2 separate regions of the Mus musculus genome follow, and region 1 is linked to region 2. A link is a loop called in an ENCODE intact Hi-C map of the cell type or tissue named here. Cell type or tissue: left cerebral cortex. All regions are shown on one strand. Each heading gives the region's core, and the rest is flanking DNA. Links, peaks and the distances in the headings are about the cores only.

Region 1 (2,920 bases), core at 198-2,697, 61 kb after region 2:
GAAGATGGTCCAACTGGTAATAAGGACACATGCTCCACTATGTTCATAGCAGCCTTATTTATAATAGCCAGAAGCTGGAAAGAACCCAGATGTCCCTCAACAGAGAAATGGATACAGAAAATGTGGTACATTTACACAATGGGGTACTACTCAGCTATTAAAAACAATGAATTTATGAAATTCTTGGGCAAATGGATGGATCTGGAGAATATCATCCTGAGTGAGGTAACTCAATCACAAAAGAACGCACATGATATGCACTCACTGATATATGGATTATTAGCACAGAAACTTAGAATACCCAAGATACAATTTGCAAAACACAAGAAAATTAAGAAGAAGGAAGACCAACGTGTGGATACTTCATTCCTCCTTAGAATAGGGAACAAAATAACCATGGAAGGAGTTACAGAGACAAAGTTTGGAGCTAAGACGAAAGGATGGACCATCCTGAGACTACCCTACCCGGGGATTCATCCCATAACCAGCCAACAAATGTAGACATTATTGCACATGCCAGCAAGATTTTGCTGAAAGGACCCTGATGTAGCTGTCTCTTGTGAGGCTATGCCAGTGCCTGGCAAATACAGAAGTGGATGCTCACAGTCATCTATTGAATAGAACACAGGGTCCCCAATGGAGGAGCTAGAGAAAGTACCCAAGGAGCTGAAGGGGTCTGCAACCCTATAGGAGGAACAACAATATGAACTAACCAGTACCCCCAGAGCTCGTGTCTCTAGCTGCATATGTAGCAGAAGATGGCCTAGTCAGCCATCACTGGAAAGAGAGGCCGCTTGGTCTTGCAAACTTTATATGCCCCAGTACAGGGGAAGGCCAGGGCCAAGAAGTGGGAGTGGGTGGGTAGGGGAGTGGGGGGAGGGAGGGTATAGGGGACTTTCGGGATAGCATTTGAAATGTAAATAAAGAAAATATCTAATAAAAAAAAAAAAAAAGAACGCCGGGCGTGGTGGCGCACGCCTTTAATCCCAGCACTTGGGAGGCAGAAGCAGGTGGATTTCTGAGTTCGAGGCCAGCCTGATCTACAGAGTGAGTTCCAGGACAGCCAGAGCTACACAGAGAAACCCTGTCTCGAAAAATCAAAAAAAAAAAAAAAAAAAAAAAAAAAAACAACAAAAAAAAACCTAATTAAGAGCCTTACAATGAACTTAGTTTACTTCTAGGAAAAGTATCTAGGCTACAGCACAAAGATAAAACTTCGGCCAAATTGGGTTACATAACAAAACCTTGTCTCAAATTTAAAAAAAAAAAAAATAGTATTTAGTTGTGTCCAGAACTGATAAAAAAAAAAATTAGCAGTCATTAAATTCTATGGAGTGAAAAGAAGGCAATCAATGTGATTTATACTGGGGACAGAAGCAGGCAGGGTCAGGAGCATTACTATCACTGAGTTACTGGGTTGTAGGAAAGACTAAAACATGTTCAACAAGAGCCTATCTCCACTGGGTACATAAAGAACAAATCAGACTCTTAAATGACTCGAGTTCTAACACCTGAAACTCCAAATACACTGGGCAGAATGGAACTGGCAGAAATATCCTGGATAGGTGATAAAGCAGGAATGAGCACATGAAATGCATCTGACAGCAGACTTGATGAAAATACAAATCCAAGTGAGTATCACGAGCCAGATGTATCTCACGCACACGTACGTGCGCCACACGCACCTGCCATCTCAGTAATCAGTAGGCTGAGGGCATTTTGGCTTACATAACAAGTTTAGCCAGGAAAGGCTAGAGAGAAAGACCTCTCAAAAAGATAAATAAATAAGTAAAAAGTAAAAAACTTTCAAATTAGCACTACACATTTAACAAAACAGATAAAAACAGAAAAAAAAAAATCACATTAGTAGTTTGCAAGTTACTTCTGCATCTGTTAAAAAAAATCTGACATAGATGCCAGCAGAGTAAGGAACTATCTCAGCTCACACATCCAGAGGGTGTGGTTCATACGTTACATGGAATGAGATGGAGCAGGGCATCACAGTCATGAGAGTATTGACAGAAGACAACTGCTCACATCGCAGAAGACAAGAGGAAAAATATAACTCCAGGACATACCCCCTAAGGCCTACTTCTTCCAGCTAGGCCCCACTTCCAACTTTCTAGAGCCTCTCAAACTAGTGCCAACTGGTCAGCCATTCAGATATGAGCCTGGAGAGGGTATCTCAAGTTTAAACTGTAACAAATAGGAATACAAAATGATTATAAAAAAATTAAAGGCAGTTTAGGTTTGCAATTACCATAAAAGTCAGCAAATTGTACTGTTGGACATTTAACACAGAAATGGAACTTCAGTCTGCTTCCTGTTGTGATAAACGCCATGGCTAGAAGATTCAGCTTACAAGTTACAGTCCATCTCAGAGAAAGGGCAGGGCAAGAACCAAGACAGAAGCTTGAAGCGGAAGTCATGGAGAACAAACACTGCTTACTGCTTTATTCTTCATGGCCTTCTTAGCTACAATTATCACTCACTCCAGGACCACTTGCATCTCTCAGTGATCTGAGTTCTACGCATCAAGTAACAATCAATGTCTCAAAGACACACCCACAGGCCCCACAGGCCCCACAGGCCCCACAGGCCCATCTGATGGAAGCAGCTCCTTAACTAAGATTCCTTCTTCCCAAGAGTGTCTAGGCTTGTATCAGGGTGACAAAAACTAAGCAGCACAGTGTGTCTGTTTTTGTGTGCATGTGTTTACATGAGCCAGGCAACCTGAGTGCTGGGAACTGAAGACAAATTCTATTCAAGAGCAGTGCACACTCTTGGCAAATGAGCAATCTCTCTATTTTAAAGTTTAAACTACAACATTTTAAAATGAAATAAAACACTGAAGTGGAAAAGAAACCCAAGGCTGCCGAAGTTAGGAATGTGGGGAAAAAAAACCCTGGGAGAAAGGTTT
Region 2 (2,920 bases), core at 232-2,731:
TCTGTGTACTAGTGACTTTTCTGTTGCTGTGATTAAAACATCATGACTATAAGCAACGTATGGAAGAGTTTATTGGGTCTAACAATTCCAGAGGAACAGAAGTCCATTGTGGTGGGCAGGTGCAGCAGCAAACAGCAGGCTTGGTGGCAGTAGAAAGCCAAGAGCTCCTACCTTCAAGTCAGGAAACTACAAGTAGGGTGTGGCTGTGTACTTTCAAAGACCTGCCCCAGTGACATATTCCCTCCAGCAAGGCCAAACCTTCCCAAGCAGCGCCACCAACTGAGCCTATGGGAGCCATTTCTCATCATTATTCTTCTGCATTCTCTCTTCTTCCCTCTATCTCCTCTTACATTTAATAGTACTTGGGTTTTATTTACATCTAGCTTATAAAAATGTGATCTCTCATCTTTCTAGTTTAGTGTTTAAAATATTTTGGAAAACATTTTTGCCATGCTTGCTGTAATGATAGATAGACTGTGTGTGTGTGTGTGTGTGTGTGTGTGTGTGTGTAATCTCAGCTTCTTAAGTGGCAAGACTGTGTGTGTGTGTGTGTGTGTGTGTGTGTGTGTGTGTGTGTGTGTAATCTCAGCTTCTTAAGTGGCAAGACTGTGTGTGTGTGTGTGTGTGTGTGTGTGTGTGTGTGTGTAATCTCAGCTTCTTAAGTGGCCAAGGCAGGAGGTCTCACACTAGCCCACTGGGGTAACAGGACAACACAGGAAGAATGAAGGCTGGACATTTTTAGTCATCATTTCCTTCCATTTTTAGACCTCCCTCTCACCTTTCATTCTGACTCTCTTGTCTTCTTTTTATTGTGGTTTATTAGTTTTGTTACTTTCTCACTTCCCTTTCTCTATAATTTACTCTTTGATCATTTTCATATATTTGAAGTTATTTCATCTTTGGTACTGAACTTTTGAAGATCATCCTTGCTAACCTTTCTGTGTCTCAGATGTTAGTTCTACCCAGGATACTTACATCTTGTCGTTCTGTCACTGTGATGGCCTTGTCAGTCTTCTCTCACAGCATGCCCACATCTCTTCAGCCTTCTTGAAAGTAAAACAATAATTCAGCCATGCATATCATTTCTGGATTTCTCCTTGCTGCAGTATTTATATTCCTGCTTCTTTGTATAGCAAAGAAGATCTGGTTCTGCGACATTTTGGGTTCTAAATTGTTGGGTAATGATTGATATGCATGTGTATGTATATGTAATATAAACACACAAACATAACATATACTGTATTATAAATAGATATTCTTGAGCTCTTTCTGGGACATGACCAAGTTATTTGGAGGCACTCTAGCTTTTCAAGGTTTGTTTTTAAGTTTAGGCAGGAGCATCTGAGCTTTCAGAGCTAATCTGACCCGACACTAGCCAGTCAACATCCACGTTCTGTACAGAAGCTGCAGCTACTACTAGACTGCTGTGCTCCTCCTGATGAGAACATGACCGCTCCTGGGCTGAGTGAGTCAGGATAGCTGATCCACCTCCTCCTTTCTACTTCTCTACATGGTCTGGGTACTTCTGTGGGCATCAGCTGACAACACTGAAGGCTTGAGAACCTCTGCCCATTATCAGAGCTTTTTGCTCTACAAATTCTCACTATATAGCTTCCTCACACTGTTGTCATCCAAAGGAGACAGCAGAGTTTGGGGGTTCCTTGCCTGTGGGGTGGCCTCTTCAGAGCTCTGGCAGGTTGAGGCCTGACTCTCTTGGAGAGTCTATCATATGTGTTTCACCCCAAATGACTAAACACTCTTCCTGTTGTTATGAAACCGTATGTCTTTTGTTAAATAGTATTCTGCCTGTATGTACATACATGCTCCCAAGTGCATGCCAGGTGCCCACAGAAGTCAGACAGTGCCGAAAGCCTGGGAGCTGGGGTTACAGACGATTGTGAGATATGACACAAGTGCTGGCAACTGAACTTGGGCCCTCTGGAAGAGGAGCAAATGCTCTTAACCAATGAGCCATCTCTTCTCCAACTGTCCTGTGGGTTTATCTTGTCTGGATTGTTAGACTCTGATGCATTCAGCAAGCATGTAATCTACTGAGGCAAACCCTGTCCCTCTGCCTAGTGAGGATGTGCCCTCAGATGCTAAGGAAGACCTGTCTTCACAGCCAACAGTCCCTTTTCACTGGCATAGCACATTTCCCCCTAACTGACCCAGACAGAAAACCCTACTTCTACGGGTTTTGTAAGAATCCTAATACCTCAAAAGACCTTTAAAGCCAAATCCAGTAAGGATATAATGCTCGAGGCAAATACAACTGAAGAAAACCCAAGACACCCACAGCAGATTGGAAATCAATCGTCAGGAGCTAACATTGCTGCCTCTTTCCAAGAGACAGCACTTTAGCTCAGCATGCTATCTCATCAGGGCAGAGGATTTCTCCTGGAGCAACCCAGCTTGGCCTAGTTACCATATGATGCCTGCTTGCTGTGGATGTGCCCTCCCTTCCCTTCCTGAGCAGAGAACGAGCAGAGCCCCCTGAAGTAGGCAAAGAACATCTGGATAATGTCCTCCCTCCTCCCTCTAGCCCCGTTTTTTAGGAGCTAGGTTACTTATGAGCCCTCCCTAAGGGCTCTGCTGTTCAGGTGCAGATCACTGCACAATGAGGGCAAGAAGGCACCCAACAAAAACAATGGTAGCTTCAGGGCCAGCTGTGGCCTGTGCTTCATTTTGCCATATAGATCTATGCCGTGATGAAATATTCCTGAACCAGGGAAATGGAGAAAATAGTCATCTAATCTGAACCTTTCAGTGGCTGCAGACGGCGAGTTTAACATCTTAAGGGACGATGAAGGAAATCAGGTCTGAATGGTTTTATATTTTCAGAATTACCTCTGCATCATTTAGATCATTGTGTGTGCTATGAAAATAGGGATATAAAAAGCAGTGCCTTGAAGCCACATAA

What was found. Peaks named below come from ENCODE experiments on the same cell type or tissue, not always from the same donor. Only the 100,000 strongest peaks of a DNase experiment are listed, where the experiment ranks them.
Region 1: it touches region 2 in a loop (2.5-fold over the local background); 1 of 42 quality-filtered maps calls a loop at or near these places.

What each region holds. Positions count from the first base shown.
Region 1 is chr1:23,901,017-23,903,936 of GRCm38, forward strand. The region is part of intron 1 of Smap1 (small ArfGAP 1); the gene reads right to left. Among named protein-coding and RNA genes, the nearest start is that of Smap1, 20 kb to the right of the region's middle. In left cerebral cortex, for the core only: no CTCF peak of the experiment used is centred there; no DNase peak of the experiment used is centred there.
Region 2 is chr1:23,840,365-23,843,284 of GRCm38, forward strand. All of the region lies in intron 2 of B3gat2 (beta-1,3-glucuronyltransferase 2 (glucuronosyltransferase S)), which reads left to right. Among named protein-coding and RNA genes, the nearest start is that of B3gat2, 80 kb to the left of the region's middle. In left cerebral cortex, for the core only: no CTCF peak of the experiment used is centred there; a DNase peak (open chromatin) is centred at 1,490.